7 separate regions of the Homo sapiens genome follow, and regions 1, 2, 3, 5, 6 and 7 are each linked to region 4. A link is a contact called in ENCODE Hi-C or POLR2A ChIA-PET data. All regions are on one chromosome and are shown on one strand. Each heading gives the region's core, a stretch centred on a gene start or an enhancer-like site at or near the end of the contact. The rest is flanking DNA. Distances are from core to core; before and after follow the strand shown.

The links. A loop is a pair of places that touch in the nucleus more often than their neighbours do. ChIA-PET counts read pairs that join two places held with the same protein, here RNA polymerase II (POLR2A). Pooled maps may share reads with other maps.
Region 1: a map with no recorded cell type shows a loop between it and region 4 (8-fold over the local background). The contact joins the promoter of LNCARGI here to the enhancer-like site in region 4. A Hi-C loop is called at or near these places in 9 of 37 single-sample maps with no recorded cell type and 4 of 50 pooled maps. POLR2A ChIA-PET finds 5 or more read pairs at or near these places in 1 of 52 experiments (GM12878).
Region 2: a pooled map shows a loop between it and region 4 (2.5-fold over the local background). The contact joins two enhancer-like sites. A Hi-C loop is called at or near these places in 3 of 37 single-sample maps with no recorded cell type and 1 of 50 pooled maps. POLR2A ChIA-PET finds 5 or more read pairs at or near these places in 4 of 52 experiments (HEK293, activated B cell, activated CD4-positive, alpha-beta T cell and 1 more).
Region 3: a loop to region 4 is called in a map with no recorded cell type, with 5 times the contacts of the local background. The contact joins the promoter of DOCK9-DT here to the enhancer-like site in region 4. A Hi-C loop is called at or near these places in 2 of 37 single-sample maps with no recorded cell type and 2 of 50 pooled maps. POLR2A ChIA-PET finds 5 or more read pairs at or near these places in 1 of 52 experiments (activated CD4-positive, alpha-beta T cell).
Region 5: a loop to region 4 is called in a pooled map, with 3 times the contacts of the local background. The contact joins two enhancer-like sites. A Hi-C loop is called at or near these places in 1 of 37 single-sample maps with no recorded cell type and 3 of 50 pooled maps. POLR2A ChIA-PET finds 5 or more read pairs at or near these places in 1 of 52 experiments (activated CD4-positive, alpha-beta T cell).
Region 6: a pooled map shows a loop between it and region 4 (4-fold over the local background). The contact joins the promoter of GPR183 here to the enhancer-like site in region 4. A Hi-C loop is called at or near these places in 2 of 37 single-sample maps with no recorded cell type and 3 of 50 pooled maps. POLR2A ChIA-PET finds 5 or more read pairs at or near these places in 2 of 52 experiments (H1 and activated CD4-positive, alpha-beta T cell).
Region 7: a loop to region 4 is called in a pooled map, with 2.5 times the contacts of the local background. The contact joins the promoter of FKSG29 here to the enhancer-like site in region 4. A Hi-C loop is called at or near these places in 2 of 37 single-sample maps with no recorded cell type and 5 of 50 pooled maps.

Annotation. Positions count from the first base shown.
Region 1 is chr13:99,431,500-99,433,999 of GRCh38, reverse strand. LNCARGI (lncRNA antiviral response interferon signaling inducer) reads left to right here and starts at 1,250. Exons shown (of 2, transcript NR_197585.1): 1 at 1,250-1,613. RefSeq lists enhancers at 674-1,403, 411-1,610, 1,854-1,933, 1,944-2,123.
Region 2 is chr13:99,286,068-99,289,726 of GRCh38, reverse strand. The region is part of intron 4 of UBAC2 (UBA domain containing 2); the gene reads right to left. Among named protein-coding and RNA genes, the nearest start is that of GPR183, 20 kb to the left of the region's middle. Within about 2 kb of position 1,431, at least 6 of the 41 ENCODE cell types and tissues checked have a DNase peak (open chromatin) inside an H3K27ac peak, as active enhancers do.
Region 3 is chr13:99,084,868-99,088,631 of GRCh38, reverse strand. It overlaps DOCK9-DT (DOCK9 divergent transcript), which reads right to left and starts at 1,909. Exons shown (of 1, transcript NR_047482.1): 1 at 7-1,909. It also overlaps a transcript of DOCK9 not described here. RefSeq lists enhancers at 224-783, 1,346-1,907 and silencers at 788-1,017, 1,598-1,657, 1,748-2,057, 2,098-2,577.
Region 4 is chr13:98,507,377-98,510,926 of GRCh38, reverse strand. The region is part of intron 2 of STK24 (serine/threonine kinase 24); the gene reads left to right. Among named protein-coding and RNA genes, the nearest start is that of STK24, 68 kb to the left of the region's middle. RefSeq lists an enhancer at 3,201-3,550. Within about 2 kb of position 1,271, at least 29 of the 41 ENCODE cell types and tissues checked have a DNase peak (open chromatin) inside an H3K27ac peak, as active enhancers do; they include GM12878, where a contact is called at or near this core.
Region 5 is chr13:99,374,036-99,378,138 of GRCh38, reverse strand. The region is part of intron 8 of UBAC2 (UBA domain containing 2); the gene reads right to left. Among named protein-coding and RNA genes, the nearest start is that of MIR623, 20 kb to the right of the region's middle. RefSeq lists an enhancer at 2,262-2,331. Within about 2 kb of position 1,883, at least 13 of the 41 ENCODE cell types and tissues checked have a DNase peak (open chromatin) inside an H3K27ac peak, as active enhancers do.
Region 6 is chr13:99,306,138-99,310,261 of GRCh38, reverse strand. GPR183 (G protein-coupled receptor 183) reads left to right here and starts at 2,863. Exons shown (of 2, transcript NM_004951.5): 1 at 2,863-2,922. The region is part of intron 4 of UBAC2 (UBA domain containing 2); the gene reads right to left.
Region 7 is chr13:99,349,471-99,353,518 of GRCh38, reverse strand. FKSG29 (a long non-coding RNA gene) reads right to left here and starts at 2,099. Exons shown (of 1, transcript NR_024013.1): 1 at 1,492-2,099. The region is part of intron 7 of UBAC2 (UBA domain containing 2); the gene reads right to left. RefSeq lists an enhancer at 1,635-1,724.

The DNA.
Region 1 (2,500 bases), core at 1-2,500, 920 kb before region 4:
GCTCTCCCTACACTGATCGGGGACTGGCCTCTGTCAGGCCTTGTGAGGTGCCTGTGCCCACCCACTGTGAGCCAAAGATGGAGGCTCCCAGAGAAGATAGTCCCAGCCCTCCCCCACTAGCCTGGAACCCATCCTTCCAGCTCAGATCACACTCTGAGGAAAGAGATCCCTAATCCAGGCAGCTCAGACACCTGCTAGGATTCTCCAGACCCCCGCGAGAGCGCACCCTGTGGTCCCGGGAGAGGGCAGAGTAAGCCATACCTCAACAGCACTCCACCTGCTCAATGGCATGAAACAGTTCCACATCTGCTGGACCTGGAGGAGGTGTCTTCCTAGGTCACCTACATGCAGGGCACCATGGCGATTTGGAGATACAAGTGCCACACACAGAGACAGAGCCACGGCCTGCCTTATCCAGCTGCCCCCAGCATTTTTTAAAAAATTAGACAGGGTCTCACTCTATTGCCCAGGCTAGAGTGCAGTGGTGCAATCACTGCTCACTACAGCCTTGCGCTTCTGGGCTCAGGTGATCCTCCTACTTCAGCCTCCAGAGTAGCTGGGACTACAGATGTGCATCACCATGCCCAGCTAATTAAAAACAATTTCTTTGTCAAGACAGGGTCTCAATACAATGTCCAGGCTGGTCTCAAACTCCTGGCCTCAAGCAGTCCTCCTGCCTCGGCCTCCCAAAGTCCTGGGATTACAGGTATGAGACACTGTGCTGGGCCCCTGTCAATTTTGGAAGGATCCAGTTGTGTTTCTTCATTCATTTAACACATATTTGTAGAAAGCAAATCCGTGCCAGGCATAGATGCTTGAGATTCATTAGCCAACGAAACAGAAAACAACCTGTGACCTCATGGAGCCTCCATCCCTAGCGGGACGGGTACAGCAGGGGCTTCACCCAGAGAGGCTTCCTGTGAAAACGCCCACTGGGTCCTGGGGAACTGGGAATCCCCGGCCGCTTCTGCACAGGGCTCCTGGGTGGTTTCCTGTTTCGGCTCCACAGCCGGGGGAAGTTTCTGCTGTTTGCTCCTCTGCACTCTAAGCGGAGATGTGCACACTCGCGAGCAGGGATTTTTCTGGTTCAGGAAAGTCCTGCGTCCTTGGGCGCACTTTCACAAGTGTGAGAAAGCCAGTTCAAATGTGACTTCCCGTGAGAAACCCTGCCTGGCCTCCCGCCCTCCCCGGCACTCTCAGCATGAATCATGCTGCGTTGTCACTATTGTCTTGCTCATCTGTGCCTGTCGCATTCCCTGAGTTCCTCCTGGCGGGGTCTCGGCCTTGTTCATCTTTGGACCTGGTGGCCAGCACAGAGAATGTGCTCAATGAATGTTTGCTGGATTGAATGACACACCCTCAGGTCCAAGTGGGCCATGCCCCTCTGCCTGCAGCCTGGTGGCCGTCAGGGTCAGGGCTCCCATGCTTTCTGATACCCGGGAGGATGGGTCTCTGACCATGGGATTTTGAAATAGCAATGAGCCTGAATAACATTTTGAGATACTGGCAACAACGAAAGTGTGGAATGAAACTTCCCGTTATTTCTGCTGGCTAACACTAAGTGGTTGCCACCTATGTTCATAATACAAGGAACTGCTCAGTTTCAACCAGAGGTGAGTGAAAACAGATGTCATTGTTTTCCCATGTCAGTTCATGAGCCCTCTGGGTTGTATTCTCAGGTCGCTCGAGGGTCCACTTGTGCTCCATTTAGAACCTCCGGACTCTACCGCTCATCCCCCAAGTTAGCCTGTCACCTTTCAACTCCCAGGGGCTCAGGTGTCAGGGCCTTCGCGTTGCACCTTAGCCTTGGTGTAAGTCACGTGCCCTCAGCTCCTGCCCCTCTCCCTGAGTGACGTCCTCTCTACAGACAGAACTGGGCACTTTCTCCTGCTCCCCAGTGGACCCGAGGCACGAAAGCCTCAGCAAGCAGGGAGTGACAGGCACAGACCACAGCAACCACCCGCAGCCGGAGCAGAGTTCGCGCTCTCCCAGGGGCCCTCCTTGGTGGCTTTGGGGGGGCCTCAATGCCAGGGTTTGCATCTTTTCTTTTCTTTCTTTTTTTTTTTTTTTTTTTTGAGACGGAGTCTCGCTCTGTCGCCCAGGCTGGAGTGCAGTGGTGCGATCTCAGCTCACTGCAAGCTCCGCCTCCCAGGTTCACACCATTCTCCTGCCTCCGCCTCCTGAGTAGCTGGGACTACAGGCGCCCGCCACTACGCCCGGCTAATTTTTTGTATTTTTAGTAGAGACAGGGTTTCACCGTGTTAGCCAGGATGGTCTCGATCTCCTGACCTTGTGATCCGCCCGCCTCGGCCTCCCAAAGTGCTGGGATTACAGGCGTGAGCCACCGCGCCCGGCCGCATCTTTTCTTTTTCTCCTTTTTCCCAACTACTGCTGTGCTTTCTGGCTTTGTGCCTTCCTTCTTTGCTTCCTCTCCCATCACTCCACAGACAAGGAGGCTCTGTCCAAGCTCCTGTCCTGGCTCGCTCAGCCCAGCCTTCAG
Region 2 (3,659 bases), core at 182-2,681, 780 kb before region 4:
ACACACTGTGGATTAAGCCACTGTGATTTCAGGGTTATTTCGTGGCTGCAACATAAGCTAACCTGTTCTGATTAAAACAGTGTTTAACCTACTTGGAATGAAAAAAAAAAGACCAATACACAGAGTGTAAGAAAAGAAAAATGCAGACACTATCCAGTTCTCTTGGCAAACAATCTTCCTTAATCCCACTTTCATTGTGTCATTTCATGCTCAGGGATTGAGAATAGTTCCCCATGATCTACCACATCAAGTCCAAGTTCCTCTCCCACACTTTCGACTCCCTCCAACCTGATTTATCTCCATTGCCCAATATGGGCCTTTCAAGTTTGTCTAGTTGGTTTTGTCTGTCCTGTGGATAAAATGTTTGGTTCTCTCTAGTGGGATTCTCCTGCTTCCTCCCCTTCTTGTTTACACTTACATCCAAATCACACCGCCTCCCTTAATCCTTCTTTGACTACTCAAAGCCATCCATCTTCCTTTCCTCAACTTATCTGGCTTTTACAGTATATGCCACATAGTTTTAATTTAGATCTTACAACAAAGGAAGAAAAAAGACACTGGCCTGGAGATGGGTGGCCTGGTTCTGTCAGACTCCAACCCAGCTCCATCCCACTTTGTCCAGTCTTTGAGCCTTTCTAGACTTCAATTGTCTTGTCAGTGAAGTAAGTGTTAGATAATAGGCAAGCTCTTTGCCAGCCATCGTACGGTCTATGGTCTATTATTTCATGTGCAATATTCTTGTATCCCTCAAATGAAACATAAACTCCATTGGGGAAGAGACACTAGCTTTTCCTTCTTTCTATTCTGGATAGCACTGGGCATGACACCCTGAACATAGACAGTGCTCCAAAAAATACATGTTGACTATAGGTCATCAAATATTAGCTGAGGAGATTATATGATTTGTAGTTTTTAAGTATGGTAAGAGGTTGATATTATTACATGTCATAATTTGTTAGGCAGCAACAGATAACTAATACTTGCTTGGTACTAAAATGCTAATCATGGAAAATATATTAAATTAGAAATTAGAATGACATTTAAATCAGTCAGGATTTATTTTCCAAAATGAAACTTTTCTGTTGAGAGTATAAGAGGAGCACCACTAGCTTTTCCATTTCCTTCCACATGTAAAAAAGCAGCATATGACTGCTATGCTACTTTATCTCTGATAATGCATATCCAAATGGAGAGAAATCCTGGCAATACTGTAGTTGTTAGAAAGAAGAAGCTGTTTAAGAGGGCAATACAATAAATTATTTCCTTTTTGTTTCAAGAGTTCACCTTCCTCAAAAATTTTAAAGCTGTTGTCTATCTGCATGCTAACTGTGTGGCTTCTCGTAGTTAGTAATGCTCTTAGACATCCTGTCCACTCAACTGAAAACCACTCCAGAGCAGGGGCCACGTTACTTTCTGCCCCACATGGCACCTACTGCAACTGATCCAAAACAAGAACTCAAGTGCTTTTCTGATTGGCTTTTATCCATTTTCTCAGAGTGTTAAAACATTTATTTCTGGTTTCTGTACAAGAATGACTTTTCCCAGGCAGATTTTGAGAAGAAAAAAGTGTGTCAGAATGAAACTACATGGAGGCTACAAAAGGTTTGAGACCTAATCTAAAAAAAGTAACATTTTGATACGTTCTTATTGCTTGAGGGCAGCAGTCCCACAATTTTCCCATCAAGTCCTGGCATGAAGTATCAAATTTTTTGGCAGGGGCTACATAGTAAAAATGTATAAGGTTACTGCCTATATTAGCCTATAAAAATAAATGCAAACAGTATGTTTTAGCATATCATATATTATATGTTCAAGAGAGTAATGAAAGTATATGCAAGTGCCATTTCATGTATTATTGCTTATTATTTTCCCCAGTAAGGGAGCAAGGGCAAGAAGGTCCTAAAGTTGAACATTATTGGTTTGTTAAAAGAACAGCAGTTAAGGCTGCACGTGGTGGCTCACGCCTATAATCCCAGCACTTTGGCAGGCTGAGACAGGAGGCTCACTTGAGCCCAGGAATTGGAGATCAGCCTGGGCAACATGGCGAAACCTCGTCTCTACCAAAAAAAAAAAAAAAAAAAAAGAAAGAAAAAAAAAAGAAGAAAGAAAGATATTTTTCCTTACTCTTGTTACAACATGGGGTGGAGGCAGAAGTTCAGGGATGGGTTCAGAAAGAACTGAGGCTGGTGTGGGAGAATCACCTGAGCTCAGCAAGTCAAGGCTGCAGTTAGTCATGATCGTGCCACTGCACTTCAGCCTGGGTGAGAGTGAGACCCTGTCTCAAAATTTAAAAAAAAAAGAACAGCAGTTAAGAAGACGACATTATCAAAACAGACCCACAGGCCTGATACACATGTGACAAGAGATCAAGGCAATCCTGGTTCTCAGTCCCAACAATCTCCTATGAGCTCTACTTGAAACCTGGTACCTGCCTGTGCCTGCACCTGACACTCAGGCCTCTGGGGAGGCCCGTAGAGATACTGGCAAATCTGAGGCAAGGGCAGGGTTGAGGGACACTGCAGGCTAACACCATGCAGATTTTAGGAACCACATGGTAAAATGAAAAATGGAAACCAGTGTCCCATTAGGGATCCAACTGTCAAATTATTTGAAGTTTGTGTGTTTGAAAAAATGATTAAAAGGTGATGGGTACATGGTAGTCATTATACCATTCTCTCTGTATTTATGTATATTTGAAAATTTCTGTAATAAATTTCTAAAAATGGTAAGTATGTTCTCTAACACATGCCCTTACTCTTGTTACATCGGGGGTAGAGGCAGAAATTCAGGGATGGATTCAGAAAGAACTGAGACACAGTTACCAGTCTCCATCTCCAATCAGTTAAGCACAGCAATTCAAATCATAGGAGAATGGGACGCGCACTGGCCACATTCTAAGGTTACATGTGAGGGGAGTCTCAGCAGACCTTCAAGGAGTCCTAAGAATAACGTGGCAACAGCAAACTAAATTCTGCATGTTTGTACGTATAAGTGGGAGCTAAACATTGAATACACATGGACACGAAGATAGGAACAACAGAATAGACACTGGGGACTGCTTGTTGGGGGAGTGTGGGGTGATGGAGGTTGAAAAGCCACATATGGGGTACTATGGTCACTACCTGGGTGATGGGCTCATTTGTACCCCAAGCCTGAGTGACACACAATTTACCCATGTAATAAACCTGCATATGTACCCCCCGAACCTAAAAGTGGGAAAAAAATTAAAAATAAATAAATATTAAAAAAAAGAAGTCCTAATAAGAGATGGCTGGTGGTAACAAAGTCACCAGCAAAGAATAGGTTATACCAGAAAGCCACATGAAAAGATCAGCAAGGCTTCATAAACACACACACAATGTTCTTTGAGGAACTTGATCTCCTAACACAAAGGACCACAAGGAAGAACTATGTCCCAGTTCAAATCTAAATGTTTCAGATCCAGGTATGTTGCTTTGTATATATACATTTGAAGTCAAATATAAATGTTACATTCTTTTGATTAGCAGTTCTGTCAGCCAAGGTTCAGTTATAGATAACAGAAATCTTGTCAGCTATTTTGGGCAGCAGATTTAGTACACAGAATTCGGTGCTTATACAATTGCTGAAAAGGCTAGAAGGCCAGATCCAGCGCCTCCAGGAATAGACTCCTGGAACAC
Region 3 (3,764 bases), core at 660-3,159, 580 kb before region 4:
CTTAGGTGCTTTTGTTGTTGTTTTTAATTTAAAAAGACAAAATTGTTCGCCTTGTATAGAAGTAGATACAGCTTAGAGAGCCAAGGTAACAAGAGGGGAAAAGTTTGTGTTGTCTGGTACTTTTGAGGGAGTCAGAAGCCTAAAGGGAGGCTCTAACTCATGATTCTCAGAAGACAACTGTTGTCAACAGTTCAAATGAGAACTGAACGGCCACACTCCTGCAGCTGAAAGGAGTCAATGCGAGCTGAGTTGCTCTCACCGAACAGAGTGCGTTCCCCGGGGAGGCAGGGAAAGGCCGGCTTGCACCTGCTCTGTCACCCAGCTCCACTCTTAGGACAGAAGAGGTCTGGAAAATGTCTGGGCCATTCCCTCATTTCACGGAGGAGGAAATGGGTTAGTGTGTAATTGTTTTTATCATCACCCTTGTTTTATCTTTCAATCTGCCAGGCTCACTCAATGCTACATCCTGCAGTCCCCACCCACTGGAGAAACAATCCGATCCTGCAAGTAATTATTGAGTGCGGACGGCATACCTCACCTCCAGACCTGCCCATTAAACCCAGAACGGAGGTGTTTTGCTCTCTGCGCTAGATCGGTATTTTCCCCTACCACTTTAAGATTACGCTTCAGGCCAGTGTTAGGCTTTCTGGTGGGGTGGGACGCAACAGGCGGCCTCCTCCACCGCAGCGATGGCGGCTATGAAACCTCTGGGTATTTGGGCGGGAGGCGCGGCAGGTATTCTCCCAAAACTGGGTTTTCAAGACCACCACTCTCTGCGGAGGCCGACCCGGCAGGTAAGGAACTGTCCATCGGAAGGCAACGGGCGTGGCGTGAGCAGCCCGACCAATCAGCAGAGCCGCCGTTCAGTCAGGCTCCCCGCCCGGGGTACCCGCCCAGTCCCCAACCACTGAGCATGCGCCGCGGGCCTGGCGCAAATCCCCGCCTGGCGCGCCCTCTCCGCGGCCCTGTGAGGGTTAGGCTGCGCCGGGCTTCCTCAGAGAGACAGAAACGGAGCCGGGGCGGGAGCGGGCCCTTAGGGACAGGAAAGCGGTTAGGGTATTGGGGGGAAAGTCCCTCACAGGGTGGCTGTCGCTAGCGGCCGCCAGCTCTGCGTCACGGTGGGCTCGCAAGCCGGCGCATCGCAGTTTCCCTGGTACCCCGCCTGGCGGTCCGGCGCGGAGGGGCGGCAGACCGGCTAAATCGGCCCCAGTGAGGGCCGCCGTGTCACCTGAGCCCCTTCCAGGCCGTTGTCCTCAGGTTACAGGCGACATAACCGAGGCTCCGAAGTATTGCCCACGTCCAAGGTGACGCAGCTGGCCGTCCCGGCGGGCCGGAGTCTGGGAGTCTCCCACGCCTGGCCCGGCCCAACCGTCATCGTCCCGCCGCGAGCTCCGTGCCTCCGGGGACTGAACGGTGGGGAGGCCGAGGCGCCACACGAGCGCGCGGCGCCCCGCGCCAGGTTCCGAGCAGGGACGCTCCGTCCAGGTCCGCCTGGCCGGCCGCGGGTTCCGATCGGTGCCACATAAATAAAGGCTACTTTCCTGAGACCTCTGTCCCCGCAGAGGCCCCGGGCGCAGAGGGGGGGCGTGGTGCACCGAGCTCCGACCCTGCCGGTGACTTCGGGGTCCCCTCGAGCGCAGCCGGGCTCCCTGGGCAGGAAACCCTGCTCCGAAACCGCGCATCGTCCAGCCTCGGCTGTGCGCCCTCTTGGTGGCGTGCGCAGTCCCCTCCTCCGGTCTTCGGACGTGCGGCCCGGGGCGGAGGCGGCCCCGACCCCCCACCTTCCCCAGTGAGGGTCCCGCGCGGCACGCCGCCCCTGCCAGTCCGGCCGCCTAGCTCCAGCGCCGGGCCGCGCCGACCTGCCTGGCCCGCCGTCCCGCCGCGGCGGCCCCTCCTCCGCCGTCCGGGCGCCCCGCCCCGCCCGCGCCGCGCCGGACACCCCGCCCCGAGGAGGCGGCCCGGCGAGTGGTCGCCGAGGGAGGCTGGTGGCATGGGGGAGCCGCCGCCGCCACACGCACGGTCGCCCGGAGCGAGCCCGGGCGCTGCTGCGATCGCGGGGGGCCGCGGACGCCGAGGGGGGCGCCTTGGGGCGTGACACGGTGCAGAGGGCGCGGCCTGGGCTGCGGCGGCCGGACTCGCGGCGAGCAGCGGGGGGAGCAGGCGGCGGCGGCGCCGGGAGCGGCGGGCGGAGCGGGCCGGGCGCCGAGGGCGCACCTGGCGGCCGCGCGGCCGGGCCGGGCCGCGGGAGCAGGCGGAGGCGGAGGCGGCGGGGGCAGGAGGATGTCGCAGCCGCCGCTGCTCCCCGCCTCGGCGGAGACTCGGAAGTTCACCCGGGCGCTGAGTAAGCCGGGCACGGCGGCCGAGCTGCGGCAGAGCGTGTCTGAGGTGGTGCGCGGCTCCGTGCTCCTGGTGAGTGCGGGACGACCGCGGGCCGGGGGAGGATGGCGGGGGCGCAGGCAGCTGCGGGCCCCGGGCCGGGCGCCTCTTAGTCGGCAGGGCTGAGGCAGAGCGGCCGACCCTGCTGGGTCCGCGGAATCAAGAGGTGGGGCCGGCGGGAGGGAGTTGGACAGGGGAGAAGAGAAGGTCCTGGAGGGGCTGCAACTCCCAGACCCCTCCCCGCCACCCAAGATCCTGTCCCCATCGCTGTCCCCTTCCTCCTGGGAAATTTCCGCAGAGTGATGTCGCCCTGTCACTCTTTTCACCCCGCTCTCTCCCAATTTACCTGCTTTCTGTCAACTGGGAAATTACACTCTCCCCCCTCCCCCGCATCCCTCCCCCGTATCCCTCCCCCGGCCTCCCTCTCCTTCCATGTTTTGGAGGGGCGCAGGGGAATTGAGGTGGGGGCTTCCTCATCCAGTCTGCGCTCAGGGTGGGAGATGCCCCTGCTAACCCTTTGAGTTGGCTGAACTCCAGGAGGGAAGGACTTCGGCATCCTCTCCTGCGCCCCCCACCTCCAAGCCGGTATCCTGAAGTTTGGCCGCCTTTTAGGAAGGCTTGGGGGGCATGATGGGAACCCTCGCTAATTTAGTATTGGTGCAAATTCCTGTGACGTTTGGGGGTTCTAAGTAAGCAAAGCCATCAGCCCAAAACGAATCTTCCCGTGGCAGAACGTCTTTAGAGAATAGGCCTCTGGGTGTGAGGAAGATGAAGTTTTCGATTAACTTTTTCACAGCCAGCGCCGGTCCTGCTGTATTTGGAAACGCACTACAACCCGATTCACCTGGATGGTGCGGGAGTGGAGCGACGTTTGAGCAGGAGCGAGCTCTGCAGGGCAGCTGGAAACTTTTAGCAGCTCCTTGCGTTGCCGCCGGCATTTGTTTTCTTGAAACGGGCTTGTTTGTGGGTGGGTGTGACTTGTGTTTGTTGGAACAGTGCAAGAAGATGGGCCTTGGAAGTGGTTGTCTGGGCCCTGTGGGGGATTGTCGGGGCAGAGTGCCGGGCCCCTTAACACAGGGGCGGATGCATCATTTTGGTGGCAGATCGATGCCCTTCCTGGGCAGACACAGAATTGCGTGAATGACGTTTGTGGAGATTGGAGATGAAGCTTCGCTGATTTCTATATCCAGTTTGCTCAGTTTGAATTTTCTCTCGATTGCTAGCTCTGCCAACTCCAAATTTCTCCAACTCCAGTTTGATCCATAGTAAACAAGGATTTAATTTTTCTATTTTAGGGAAGTCGATTAGGTAAGGAGTAGAGCAGGAGTTGGGAATAGACCAGAACCTGGCCATCTCTTCCATAACCAGCTAACTTCTGTGTGGCTTCC
Region 4 (3,550 bases), core at 22-2,521:
TTCTGTGTTTAAGTAAAAAAATAAAAACCTTTACCGATCTACAATTCACCCACTTAAAATATACAATTCAAGAGTTTCTGGTATATCACAGAGCGGTGCAGCCATCACCACAATTTTAGAACATTTCATCCCCTCGAAAGATACTCTACCCATCATCATTCACTTCCCATTTCTTCCCAGATTCCCGAGTCTCCTTTCTGTCTCTATAGATTTGCGTATTCTGGACACCTCATATAAGTGTAATTATAGAACATGTGTCCTGTTGTGTCTGGTTTGTTTCACGCGGCATGTTTTCAAGGGCTCTGTTGCAGCATGTGTCAATAGCTCTTTTTATTGCTGAATAATGTTCCATTCTGTGGATAGACCACACTTTGTTATCTATTTATCAGTTGGTGGATATTTGGGTTTTTATTTTTTGGCTGTTGTGAATACTGTTCCCATGAACATTCGTGTACAAGTTTTTGTGTGGATATGTTTTCCTTTCTTTTGGATGTATTACTTGGGAGTGGGGTTATTGGGTCAAATGTGTTTTGGGAGCCCCCATCTGAATTGGGTTCCAGTATCAGAGTAGCTAGCGACCCTTCCCTAAGGGGAACTGAAAGGCAGCTGGATGTGGGTGATGACCGTGTGCCTTTCACAGGATGCTTCTTTTACCTGGTGGATGGGCTCACGCATAATGGTCTGAGCCCCGACTCGGGAAACTTGTTTATACTGACGGACACCCCTGTGGGTCTTGTCTGACTACCTGGCCATCATTCTGGTGCTGGGAGTCCAACCTTGTTTGCTCCCACACGTCCTGGGGTAATGTGGTTGGTTCTTCGGATGGAGGGTACAGAGTCCGTACACCATCACAACAGGAAGCAAGTTCAAACATATATTTTAGAAGATGCTTTTGAAAAATGGCTACATAATGATTGTACAGATATCTGAGGTACATGTGATATTTTGATATTACATATAATATGTCGTGGTCAAATCCAAGTTCAAAGACTTATTACTTACATATCCTGGGCAGGAGGCAGTCCTCTGTCCTGGGTTACACAAGGCAAGAATGAAGAGTCAGGCAGAGAGAGAGAGCGACAGAGAGAGTGTGCACAACTGGCAGTATACATTATATAAGAGGGAACAGGGCGTGGGGCTCTGTAAGTTCTCGGGCAGGCCTGAGTGTTCTGTTTAAAGGAAGCAGATGGAACATGGGGAGCTCAGTCTGCTGGGTGTAGGAGATGCCTCTAAGTTCTTATCTTGGCCAGCGAGCTGGGCCTTTTGGGTGTGGTCTAGAACTGGAGACCGTGTCAAGGGTGACTAAGCCCTGCTTCTGGTATGAGAAAGTTAAACTTGTATTCAAAATGGATGCCAAGGCAACATAAAATTTGAAGAGTTTACTGTAATATACAAATTTTATGTTTAACCTTTTGAGGAACTGGTTTTTTTTTTTGTTTTTGAGGAACTGTTGAGACTGTTTTCAGTAGTGGCTTATGTTCTCATGGTAGTGAATGAAGGTTTCAATTTCCCCTTGTTTGTTTTTTTAAAATTGTGTTAAGCAGTATCTCATGGTTTTCACATGCATTTCCCTCATGACTAATCATGGCTAATTGTGTTGAGCATGGTTTGTCTACGTTCTTGGCAACATTGATACTATAAAACTTTCTTTCACCAATCTCTTAGCTATAACAGTATTTTATGTTTATTTCCATTTCTATTAATCATAACTTTGAGCATCTATGTATGTTCTTAACCATTAGGATTATTCTGTTGAATTCATATCTCCTAGGAAGTTTTCTATAGTTTAATGTGTTTATTACATGTGATTATCAAATTCCCTTTCAATTTTCTAGTCAGGAAATAATTGTCTGATAATTAGGCTTATGAAGTATTGTGAAACTAAAAAAGGGTGCCCAAAACTATATGTTTTGGCCTGGTAGCCACATTACAAATTAATTCATTACAAATTATTTCTAGTCTGTGAACAGGAGCTCTTGTGAGTCTCACCAGCGCTAGTCACATTCCTCAAGCTTGACCATCCCTTTGAGAACTGATGAAACAGCTTTGAAATTGGCAAAGCTGAAGAATGGACTTCAAAGCAGAGAAGGTGTGAATTGTTTTAAGTGGGAGCTTCATGGGAATAAAATATGAGGCGTGGCCCTGAAGGTTAGTTTGTGGTATGTTACAAAGTTAACTCATTCTGATTTAAGACCACCTTTTCTGAGAGTTAGGGGAAAGTGCTTTTTCTCTCTGCCATAGCTCGTATGGCATGGAACCAGACACTGTGTACACAGACATGCCCCTGGCCCCTTTAAAATACCCCCTGTTCCTCCCACCCTCACTTTCCCGGACAATAGCAATAAGTTTACCAAGAAAGATCTCATCTTCTGTCCCAACAGAAATTCTAAGTAGCATTTCTGCTCTCCAGTGGGGCTTGTGGTGTAAGTTGCATTTAAATTGGCATTCTTTTCTGCTGACCCTGAAAGGCTAGTGGTTTACTTGTAGGCAAATACTCTTGCTGTTTATTAACATACATTCTTCTGTGAAATTTCCTACTATGTTTCTTGTCTCTTAGTGTTGGTTTTTGATACCACAGGTGTGTTCTCTGACTTTATCACACTAGTTTTAACTTTGAAGCGTCCTCTGTTGGGGAAAAAAATCCTTGATTTTAATGTAGTTAATCCATCAGTTTTTCACCTTATATGATTTCTGCTTTTGGGATCCTGTATACGAAATACATCAGCTTCTCATAGGTTACAAATATATTTATTTTTTTTCTTCTATTAGCTTTATAATTAGCCTTTCATATTTTAGTATTTGAAGTAGCAAGAAGCGGTGGGGAGCAGGAAGAATTCTGGGTAGCTGGGACCGTCATTGCAGGCTACGTGTTTCTTTATATTTTTGAGTTTATTGTAATGTCAAACACTTGTTATGCATTGGTGTTTGAATTCTCCTTTGGTACTTTCCCTGTTGCATTTTGGGCCATGTGGGTTTATGGGATAACACCACTTGAGCTTGACTTGGTGGAATAGAGGTTTTAGGGTTGGGGGAAGAGATCTGCAATGGGCTTTTGGGAAGTGTCATAAAAGAAGCTAGAGACAAGACCTAGTTAGAGGGGAGGCTGCCTTTACCATCACATTTCTGTTTGTCTCCCGCCTTCCTGACTCTGTGCTCTGGAGATCTGGAGACCTGGAGACCTGCCTCAGGATATCCCGTCCTGGCTGGGAATGAAGCCAGGGAGTGTGGTAGTCTAATTTTGGGCTCTGTTTCCTCATCTGCAGACACTGGGCATACTTGTCTTTTAAGTTATTTGCAGTCTGTAATTGATTTGGCTCAGCTGGCCCTAAGATACGGTATTCCTTGTGTAAAGTCAGAGAAATCAGAGCCAAAGATAATTAGAGCTGGAAAGGCCTTCAGAGGTGGCTAGCCCTTATCTTTCTTTCTCTAGGCTAGAAAACCATGGCCCAGAGAAGCTGAGTGATTTCCTTTTCTTCTACTATCAACACTAGGACAAATACTCAGATTCCAGGCAAGTGTGAAGCGTTGGCCCTGTGCCAGGAGCCCGCAG
Region 5 (4,103 bases), core at 634-3,133, 870 kb before region 4:
GATGATGGAGATGATGCTAACGCTGCAGAAAAAGTGTCTACAGACGACACAGAGAAAATATGTGATGGGCTTACTGAAGGACTAGAGCAGCATGCATTTTGGATAAGGGATACTCAACTTGTAGGGACAGAAAACCAGGTTCATGCTTCCGTGAAATAAAAATGCAGGGGAAGCTGCATGCTGTCTTAGGTCTGACTCCAGCGCAGGGTGGCAGGGAGACCCGAGCTTTGGAGTTGGCCCCGTGTGACCACATGCAGGGGACCAGGCTCTGACTCTCTGTTTCCTCGCAGTTTGGGAGATGAGAGGGATGCATGTGAGAAGCCCAGAACAGTGACGGGCACATGACCAGCGCTCAATAAACATGACCTCTCAGGACCACTATTCTCCTATGGAGGGCAGCGGGGCCAGGTGTGTGGTGGGCCCTAAAGAAGTCAGAAAGACAGGAACAATCTTTTTAAATGGTGAGCATAACATTCTAACAAAAAGACTGTGTTGTTCTAAAATACACTTTATGTATTTATAAAGTTTAGCAAATACACAACTCTGATGACTATATAAATAATGGTATTATAGATGGTCAGCCCATCTCTCTCCCTATCGAAAGCACCACATTTTAGCCACAACACACATTAACTCACACTGAAACCCTGGACTACTTCATTTTCTCTGCAGGCTGCTTCCTGTCTCTGTAGTCCAGCTACTGGGATGAGAAGCATCAGAACTCACCATGAGCACCTGATCCGATCTAACATCCACAGGAAGAGAAAGTTTCAATGTAAAATCTCCTGATGTCAAGTTGTTAAAGTACAGGAATGAATGTTTACAGGTCTCCTCTGCTCTAAGGACTGGCACTAGGTACTTGCATGAGTTGGGTACTGGGTTAGGGCCTTGCATGGATCTGGTCTCCCTCATAGACGGTGAGCTCCCTTGAGGGCTGGCACCAGGCCTGGCTTGCTTCCCCCCAACACAGAGCCTGACACACCCGGTGCCCAGCACCAGTTAGAGAAGGCTGAATGTGAAGATCAAAAGTGACCAATAAACATGTGGAGGACAAAATGAGAATGCTGGTAGGACACTGAGACTCTGGAAAAGACTGTGCTAGGATAGACACTTGTTCTGGCGTGAGTGGAGGCAATGGTGAGGCGAGGCGAGGCGAGGCACGGCGCTGCATACTGCAACTTCGTCAGTGTTGGCTTCATGGGCTTGCAGTCATTCATTGGTCTGGAAAATTTTAAAAATGTCTCAAAGAAATTTTCTAAAAAGGTGTTCTTTCAACATTCCCTCTCCATCTCAGAGCACAGCGAGTACCTTCCTCCTGCTCAGGCATCACAAGAAGTTTCTGCCTAAAAATCCTCACCACAAAATATCAGATTAGAGTGCAGCTTGGTTTCTAGCCCCCAAATCGAAATGATTCCTTCCTCTAACTTCATTGAGAAGCCAGCTCTAGTTGGGTTCGCCTCCAGCATGCTTTGCTTTCCTGTCTTCCACATCTACTTATTTCTTATTTCTAGACACTAACATTCCCCAAATGTAACATCCAGAGCCTGCTTTCCGTAACAGGAAACCTGACTTCCAGAGGTGAGGAGCAGAGATAAGGCTACTCAGAGGACACCAAGGTGCAGCTGGTGCTGTGGCAATGGCAAACTCCAGCTCCGCCCTCACGGGGATGAAGACCCACTCTGGAGGTGTCCAGGGTGCCCCACCAGAGCCCCCACAGGGATGAAGACCCTCTTGGAGGTGTCCAGGGTGCCCCAGTGGAGCAAGGTGTGACTCCATCAGTTGCCTTTCGTCACGAGCTTCTGAACCACAGGCGTCAGCAGCCCTTCACCAGCCCTGGTGTGACACTTCCACATGGCTGGCTGACCAAGGCAGGGGAGCATGACAGAAATAGGCGTTGCCACAAGAGCACTGTCACTGTCACCTGACAATGTTCCAAAGGAGAGCAAGATGGAATACATTCCCTAATAATGTGCTTTTCAGAGAACCCACTGAATGAGGAAAACACCCTAGAGATGGAAATAAATCTGTACCAGTTTCTCTTTCCTTATTTTTTATTTTTAAACATCTATGATTGGGATGTGTGTGCCTACTACCTCAAGATAATTCTCATTTAAGAAAATGCCAGCCTGGGCAACCCTTGTCTCTACCAAAAAAAAAAAAAAAAAAAATTAGCTGGGCTTGGTGGCATGTGCCTGTAGTCCCAGTTACTCAGGAGGCAGAGTTGGGAGGATGGCTTGAACCCAGGAGGTCGAGGTTGCGGTGAGCCATGATAGCACCACTGCACTCCAGCTTGGGATACAGAGCAAGACCATGTCTCAAAAAAAAAAAAAAAAAAAAGGGAAAAAGGAAAAGAGAAAAGAAAATAAATGAAATCCCACTTTGGTATTTTACTTGCAATTCAACTCCTCTTTGACATAAGTAAAATGGGACATTCATTCCAATGAGATTTCTAGCAACTCCCCTCAGTGAAAGACTCCTTTTGGTTTATTCAAACTAGAGTGTGGTTTTCTTTAACTTCCCTTTTAGCTAAGTGCGTCAAAAACAAATGTTTTTTTTGGGTTTTTACTTCCCATATTCTGACGCTTGCAGAAAGCGATGCCCACCTGAAGACGGCCCCCACCCGATCCTGAGCTCACACTGGGTGCAGGGTAGCATGCACACCCTGTTGGGGGAGCCCAGATGTGCTGGGCCTGCCTCGCCCACTGCTGTCATAGCAACTGGCACCGGTTACCTGTTGGCACCAGCTGCCCACCCCCATGCTGACGCATGGCCGAGACCCTTGCAAGGCAGTGCAGCCCCCACCCCCCTCTCCCTGTCTGACCACTCTCTTCCTTGGGAGAACTGCAGATCCCCCCTCCTTTCACATCTCTTGGTTGAACTCAGGTTTCTGGTTATTACAGACCCTGCCAGCGTTCTGGGCTGCTCTGAGACCAACTGTGTCTAGAGCCTCGTCAGGGTCTTGTATGGAGCAGGTCTTTAGTTAAGGCTGGCTGAGCTCCTTTGTGTACATCTCTCAGAGCACCCAGCAGAATGAGACACCCCACAAAAGTTGGTTACTATTTGAGTACCATCTAGTATTTCATTGTAACACATCTAACTTTGGGATCTTGTTAGAAAACGTATTTCCAATCTACTAGAGCAAGCAATGGAAAAACCTGGCATAATACCACTCTCTAGCACATTTTTTATGTGAAAACAAGAGTTCTGAAAGGGAAGTTTACTGGCCACACCTTCGTGTTCAACCCTTCTCCGACCGATGCTGGGGCACCTGTGTGTATCAGGCTTTTCATAGGGTAGCAAACAAGGCAGACATGGCCCCAGCCCTCAGGAAGCTCGCTGTCCACAGGGAGACCAGACGCCATGGGAGGCTAACCCAATACCCAATGTGCTGCCATGCTTGGCTACTCAGAGCAGAAGCACGAGATGTGTCTCAAAACCAATAAATATTAGAGCCCTGCTTTCAGAAGGTGAGCATTTTAGGAGTTTCGGTGGGTTTTCTGGAGACAGTGGTAAGGATTCCTGAGATGAGAAGAGAGGAGACAGCCTCATTAAGATTTAGATTCTCTAATACTAAATACATTTTGCTATTTATCAGCTAAGAGTGAAAGCACCTTGTGGGTTTAAAGCCATTCTCTCTACTTGGGCTAATGGATATCTCAGAGACATAAACAGAATCCACACGACGTGTCATGTGAATTGACCAAAATTATGGGACGCCATTGTTTTGGGCTCCAACAAACCAGAAGACCAAACTAAATGGAGTCACTCATGCTAAATGCCACACAATCAAATTGAAACTTTAAGGAAGCAGACAGATCCCAAAACAAGAAGACCTGCTTTTTCTAAAAATAGGAGATCCCAGACTACACAAGTCAGCATAATAAGGAACTCCCCTCTGCTTTAACCCTTAAAAAAAAAGCAACCTGAAGTAACTCAATGTTAACCTATCAGTTATTTTTCTATTGCTCTGTTTCCTTCTTACAAAATGCACTGTTCCAGTACTGCCTGGCGGGAGCTCACATTCTGTTTTGTAGAATGGAGGCTGCACTAATTCATAAGTTGCAAATAAAAGCCAAATAGATCTGTCACTAAATTTGCTGTAA
Region 6 (4,124 bases), core at 1,614-4,113, 800 kb before region 4:
TCTAATTCCTAGGCTCAAGCAATCTTCTCGCCTCAGCCTCCAGAGTAACAGGGACTACTGGTGTGTGCCACCACACCTGGCTAATTTTTAAACTTTTTTTAGAAACAGGGTCTCGCTGTGTTCCCCACAGTGATCTCAGACTCCTGGCATCAGGCAATCCTCCTGCCTCAGCCTTCTGAATTGCTGAGATTACAGGCGTGAGCCATTGCTAATTCATCCTTTAAAATCACTAATATTTACTGAGCATCTACTGCTATATATTCATGATCGCACTCGATAGAAAACATAAAATAACAGAGACACCTTGTTAAGGTTGCAAATGTCCATTTCACTTCTTCTATAGAAAAGGTCACTGGATGTGGTGGCTCATACCTGTAATCCCAGCACTTTGGGAAGCCAAGGTGGGCAGATGGCTTGAGGTCAGGAGTTTGAGACCAGCCTGGGCAACATAATGAGACCTTGTCTCCACACACACACACAAAAAAATACAAAAATTAGCTGGGCGTGGTGGCATGTGCCTGTAGCCCCAGCTACTTAGGAAGCTGAGGTGGGAGGATCACTTGAGCCCAGGAGGCAGAGGTTGCAGTGAGCCAAGATCGTGCCACTGCACTCCAGCCTGGGCAACAGAGTGAGACCCTGTCTCCAAACAAACAAACAAAAAAACTGTAAAGGCCAACTCTACTTTTACAGTACAATCACAACTCAAGAAACCCTGGTAACTTTCAACAGCAATAAAAACAAGGTTTGTGAGCTCATGAAATGATCTAATATACAGCTTCAGCGGCCTCTTACAGGATAATGACCCCATCACCTCTTCTTCATCTGCCTGACTACTCTGATATCAAAAAAAAGGGGCTGGGCACGGTGGCTCACACCTGTAATCCCAGCACTTTGGGAGGCCAATGCAGGCAGATCATGAGGTCAAGAGATTGAGACCATCCTGGCCAACATGGTGAAACCTTGTCTCTACTAAAAATACAAAAATTAGCTGGGCATGGTGGCATATGCCTGTAGTCCCAGCTACTCGGGAGGCTGAGGCAGGAGAATTGCTTGAAGCCGGGAGGTGGAGGTTGCAGTGAGCCGACAGCACACCCCTGCACTCCAGCCTGGTGAGAGCGAGACTCTGTCTCAAAAAAAAAAAAGAAGGTTGGGAGGACAGATCCAGTTTGTCAGAGGAATTACTTGAACTAGCTGAGTCCTTCACTATATAAAAATGTTTTACTTAATATAACTATTTCAAAATTAACAGGCAAAACCCCACCAGAATGGTCTTTCAACAAACTGAAAAATTTATCAACAGTGTCTTCTTCAAGTACTCTGCAGCCTAAGTTTTAAATGAACTAGTTCTAGAATATGATGTCATGTTTATCCACCAAGTCATAAAATCTCTGTATTACCCCCTCATAGAATTTTTGTACTAGGAATTACCTTGGAGATCATTTAGTTCAATACCTTTATTTTATACACAGTGAGGTGGCGGCCCAAAGAATTCAGCTGACTTGCTTGATGCTCTTTCTTGTGTCTGACAATGTTCCTCCATACTCACAGCACTTTAGACGTTAGAAGAACCTAATGACATCTGTGGGAGGCAAAAGCTACTCGACTATTTTTACAGAATCCTGGAGCAGAAAGGCTTCTGAGATCACAGAGTTACAAATTCCTACCAAATGATTCAATTCTGTTTACATCATCCCTCAAAATCATCAAGTTTACTCAAGCATCTAAATAAGAAACAGCATATTCCATTTTTCAAAATAATCACAACTTTTGGGAATGACTCTCATCTTTTGATCCAAAAGCTATGTCCAGTAACTTCTTACTGACCCTCCCGCTAGTCTCTGGAGTTAGGAAGACTGACACAAGCAATGTAAACACTTTTCTATGAGAGTTTCCACAAGCATAAGGATAATGACCCTATGCCTACAAAGCATACACATCCCCAGCTTATTTAATCAGTTCTCCTAAGACCTGCTATCCAGGCCCCTCACTGCCACAGGTGTTATCTATGTCTTCGTAAAAAGCAGCACCCAGAAGTGGCTGGGAATGGCCAGATCAGTCCTGACTAAGTGTAAACATCACCTCTCCTGATCTGAGTGCTACATATCTGGTAATTTAGCCTACAAATAAACTGCATTCTGACAGACACGTTAGTTGGTTTAAACTGAGTCAACTACAACTATGAGGTGAATGGCATGAGTCTCTTTCACCCTGTGCTGAAGAGGCTGGATTTTATCTATAATGGGCCTCCCTTCAACTGTTTCCCTGTTATTCAAGTACTCACACAGCCTCTGACTCAGGCAGCCTCTCGACTGAAAACGGCGACTAATCCAGTCCACTCCACATCCTGGACTGTCACTCACCCCCACGCCACAGAAACCTGTTTCTTTCTCATAAGCTGTGGATAAGGTGGAATGTGTAAACTACTCCCTGATACCAAGTTTCCAGGTAAAAAGCACTGTCAAAGTTGACACTATTTTCCTTAAAACATTTAAAAACCCATACTTTTACATGCAAAATCAATATAAAATCATCAGTAACTTGGTCTTTTTTTTGGTTAAGGTTTATTGCTTCAGTCTCTTTCAAAGAATTTTTTGATACTTAAACCTTTACAGAAAAATTTATAAAGTTCCACAGATATCAACAATTCATAAATTCCAAGGGGCTTTTGGATAGTTTTTTTTAATCACTATAAAAAATTTCACTTCCCATTTAAAACAAAAAAAAACACAAAGTGCACACACGTACACGAGGCTAACTGCTCATTACATGCTCAGTCACAGGGTGACAGAGAAAAAAAAAGTCACCACCATAAAAGGAGGTCTGCACAGCCTCTCTTAAAACAACATGCCACAGTTAAAACTTACTTCAGTTTGGACAACTACTCACAGCTACTACACAGAGACCCGAACGAGTCACTGATATGTAAGTACAAGATCTTTTGCTTTTTCAACAAACTTTTTAAAGAAAAACTTTAAAAGCCTAAGTTTTAAGGTAAAAGGTAAAAAGGAAAACAATCTATTTAAGAACAAGCTACCATCACTTCTAACAAAAATTATATTAATAATGTAAGTTTACTCTCTCTGCTGACTGGTAGGTCTAGTTAGTTCTTATAAAGTTGACTGAAAGCGATGGGTCCACCAGAAATATCTTTGTCAAAAAATAGGGCTCACTTCATGTACTACTGTATAAACTCACAATGACAAAAGACAGTATCAAGCAAAACTATGCAAATAATGCCAATATTTCAGGATAACTTAGTATGAAGGAAAAGGAACAAAGTTATTTTAATATAGAATATTCCTATGCTATAGGAATTATTAGAAATATAAGATTATTTCTCAGGATAGAATCTCAGGGGTAGAATTCCTAGGGCAAAGGGTATATTTTCTAAAGCTTTAGATATAAAACGGTACTTTTTGGTCTACAAAAACATTTTACCAATTTACCCTCCCGCCAGCAAAGAGTACCAATCTTTGCTTTTTAAATGCTAAATACTACTAATTAGATAAGTGAAAAAAAAGTCTGTTGTGTGGTTTATACTTGTGTTTACTTAGACTAAACGTATCTTTTCTATGTGCCTGAGGGGAAAAAATCACAATGAATTCTATGCAGTGCTTTGGCAACATTTATGTCCAGGTTGGGAATGGTGGTAACAGAAACTTGGCAAAATAGAAGCTGTGAAGAGACTTCCTTTAAAGGGCAGTGAGGGTTTTATATATGTGTGTTTGTGTGTGTGTTGGGGGAGGGGGGCGTGGTATTTTGTTTTTTTGGTGTCACTCTGAGTACAATATAGTGTAATAAGAGCAAGGGCTCTGAAATCAGGATCAAATGAAATTTACAAGCTGTGTGGCCCCCCCACACACAAGTTACCTAATATCTGGCTTCAGCTGCTTTACCTGTAAAATGGGGAGTATTACTACTGCCAAGTCCTTACAACATTGCCTCTCATTATAAGTGCTAAAAAACTGTCTCCCATCATTCTTCTCCCATCTCTCTGGCCACTGACGTACCAGAGGGTGAATCCAACAGATATGTTATGGATATTTTACATAAAGACCCTGAATCAGGCTGGGTGTGGTGGCTCACTCCTGTAATCCCAGCACTTTGGGAGGCCGAGGCAGGCG
Region 7 (4,048 bases), core at 850-3,349, 840 kb before region 4:
TTTCTGAGGTATCATGAGACTGTACCTCGCTCTTTTTTCTCATGAAGACACCAAGGCAGGATGGAAAATAGAAATGATTTTCTCAAGGTCACTTAATGAGTCAGTCTTGGAAAAGGATCACACTTTAGATTGATCCTATCTTTCTGTTCTGAATTTTGTCAAAAAGATCAGTATGATCAACTACAAAAGCACTGGAAACACAGCAGTAGCTTCTGCAAGGAGGTACAGATTGAGATAAACAGCGTAGCTGTAACTTCACTGAAAATAGAGTTCTTGCAAGTAATTTTCATTTAATTTGCAGATTTTTATCAACTAAGCACTAGTAACTTATTCCACATCTGATGCTATATACTTATAAACTCTTGAAAGAAGAAAGTCATAAAAGAACTAGCTTTAACTGATTAGACTGCTTTGTTGACAAGGAAGCATAGCAACTTGAAAAGAATCGTTTTCAAATCAAATTGCACCAAAAAGTGAAAGAGCATAGCCAAAAAGGAAAAGTGCTGAGGAGGGTGCCACGTGCCAGCTTGCTGTCTCTGAGGATGCTCGGGACACATGAGAATTCGCTCCCTTTGGATTCCTGGTGGACTCCTTTGCAACACACGTGCACTGCCCCTACCCCGGACACAGGGGTGGAGACGGAGGTAGAGAGTTTCCGACGGTGCTGCCTCCAGACACAATTTCTTGACTCTTCCTGACTGCACTACACATTTCTCCCAGAAGAGTGACCATCACATTTCACTGTAACTGACGCTTTCTACTCTAAGCTCAGGGAGAGGAGGGATCGTGCTGCCTTGGTCACTGTGGGACTCACCAGAGCCTGGCACTGCGTGTATTCTGCGGAATAGACGGTAATGAAAATGGTAGCACTGGTGAGGCCAAGAGGCAACAGGAAGCTTCCTAAGGAAGCTGGCCTGATGAAGGGGCAGTGACAGAAACTGGTCTGGTGGAGTGGCACTTGCACACATAAAGCTCTACTAGGCAGATCTTGCTATCTAAACCACAGAGGGAAAATCAACCATGCTGCAACATGCGTCAACCTCAGAAACGTGAAGCTCAGCGAAAGAAGCCAGTCATAAAGATCAGCTACATATGCTTCCATTTCTATAAAATGTCCAGAATAAGCAAGTCTACAGAGACAGAAAGTAGATTAAGTGGCTGCCTAGGACAGGGCGGATGGGAATGACTGCTAATGGGGCGCAGTTTCTTTTGGGGTGATGAAAAATGTTCTCAAATTACGGTATTTGTGCAATTAAAAAATACTAAAAACCACCGAACTGTACACTTCGAGGGGGTGAGTTATATGGTATGTGAATTCCATCAGCTGCTAAAAAATACATCAAGGACCAGTAAATACTTTTAAAACACTAAAAAAAGTTATTGAATTCAAAATACTTGATTAATGATAGGAACTCTCATGATTGACAGGGCAGATCTGCCTCCTGGTGCACATCTCAGATGATACCAAATGGCTGTTGCTGGGGGAGGATAAAGAGAGAAACAATTTTCACAGCCACAGAATGTTACCAAGTGAGGATGTGCAGCTAAACTCACTTTAACCAAATGCTGCGAAAGTAACTGAAAGCACGTGTGAGTATCGCTGAGCCACTCTGGGTGTCAGTAGCTTCTTTCCTTGCAGGCAAAACACAGAGGTGATAATCAACCAGTTAACACCGGGCAGCCCAATGAGATGAGGAGGCAGTTAAAAGAAGAGCACCAAGGACTCCTGGGCTTTGCTGCCAAATGTCCCACTTGGCTTGTACCAACAAGCAGGATTCATTCACACTGGGCTTCACCTTAGTTCTGCTTCTAAAATAGATGGAAATTTTACAGAAATGCCTAATGGAAAGTTTTATCCCCAAGTTTGTGTTGTGGTATATAACAGAATTCTCATCATCAGCCAACAGAGAGAGGATTGGCTCCCACAAATAACAGATGACCAGAACTAAGAGAGAATTCACATTTCCAGGTAAAAGGTTACTTTGAAAGCTGCTGGCTATATAACCTTCTACAGCAGGGACTGGCAAATATTTTTCTGTAAAGGGCCAGGTGGTAAACATTTTAGGTTTGGAAGATAAAGAGGCAAGAGATCAAAGATACTATGTAGTTACCTATATAACCATTTAAAATGTAAAACCTGTTCCTAGCTTCAGATTGTACAAAAACAGGTAGTTTGGCCCACAGGCCATCACCTGCTGACTGTTGCTCTAGAGGTTACAAGCTTTTACGAGTAATAACTATCAAGGTTGGCTCCTAAATTAGGACTCTCTCAAACTTCCTGAGAGCCACAAAAACAGATGCCCAATACTATGATAATAACTAATATCTGATAGAGCCTCTGGTACCTAAGGTAATTTTGTATAATTTTTTTTATCCCCAATGACAACAGTATTCTACAGATTGTGTATAGATGTCCCTGTCAACCCAGGATTGAGTCCCTAACTGCCCATTCTTGTTCTTTTCATTATATTACGCTGCTTTCTATTGTGAGCATGGCTCTGAAGAAAAACAACACTGTTTTCTTCCTTTCTACACTCACACACGACTCAACACAATATTCTGACACCAGATGTGCTGGGGGGCTTCATACCCCAAGCAGTGCTCCAGTGGACACCAGCAGGGTGTCCTATAATTTAACTCAATCCCCACACTGTCTCCCAGGAGATAACATCAGAGCCCACAGGTTAAGGGCCCACTCCCACAAGACTGCTCCCCTACTTCAGATGGCAATCGCCAGACCTAACCTGCGGTTCTAACCAACGTGCTATAAATGAGGGTTCCCGTGGTCCACTCCTTGGGTTCAGTTAATTTGCTAGGATGGCTCACAGAACTCAGGGAAACACTGACATCTACCCATTTATTAGAAAGGATATTGCAAGGGATACAGATGAACAGTCAGATGGAAGAGATGCACAGGGCAAGGCATGGGGCATGGCCCCTGCCCCTCTCTGGCACCCCCTGCACCCTGCTCCAGCACACATTCAGCAATCTGGAAGTTCTCTAAACCCTGTCCTTTGGGGGTTTTATGGAAGCTTCATTATGTAGATATAATTGATTATATCACTGGCCATTGGTGATCAACTCAACCCCTCTCCCTAATCACAGAGGTTGGGGGTGGGGCTGAAAGTCTCAACCCTCTAATCACTTATTAGTTCCCCTGGTAACCAGCCCCCATCTGAGGCTATCCAGGAGAGCCTGGACATCAGTCATCCATGTGAAAAGACACTTCTCACTGTGGGCGAAGGATTACCTAGGTGCCGAGGTAAGAAACTGAAGGCACAACTGTTTCAGTATAAAAAAGAAAATAGAGTAAGAGTAGTCATAATACAAATTAGATATAGAGATGATCATGGACATTATCAATCATTATAAACATCATGAATCATTAGCTTTTAATATTACTCTTTGTTGCATTACTAATATAACCTAGGAATAACCGGCGGGCATAGGGTCAGGTGCTGAAGGGACATTGTGAGAAGTGACCTAGAAGGCAAGAGGTGAGCCCTCTGTCACGCCGGCATGAGGGCTCCTTGGTCAAGCGGTAATGCCAGTGTCTGCGAAGACACCCATTACTTAGCAGACCGCGAAAGGGAGTCTCCTTTCATTGGAGGAGTCAGGGAACACTCTGCTCCACCACCTTCTTGTGGGAGGCTGGATATTATCCCAGTCTGCCCGCAGTCATCCGAAGTCCTAAACCCCTCCCTGTGATGCTGTGCTTCAACGGTCACGCTCCTTGTCCACTTTCATGTTCCTCCCGTACTCCTGGTTCCTCTTTGAAGTTCGTAGTAGATAGCAGTAGAAGAAATAGTAAAAGTCTTAAAGTCTTTGATCTTTCTTATAAGTGCATAGAAGAAAACGCTGACGTATGGTGCCTTCTCTCTCTCAGCTTCGGCTACCTAAGAGGGAAGGGCCCCCCTGTCCTGTGATTACGTGACTTGCTTCACCTTGTCAATCACTTAGAAGATTCACCCTCCTTACCCTGACCCCCGGTCTTGTATGCAATAAATATCAGCGCACCCAGCCGTTCAGGGCCACTACTGGTCTCCGC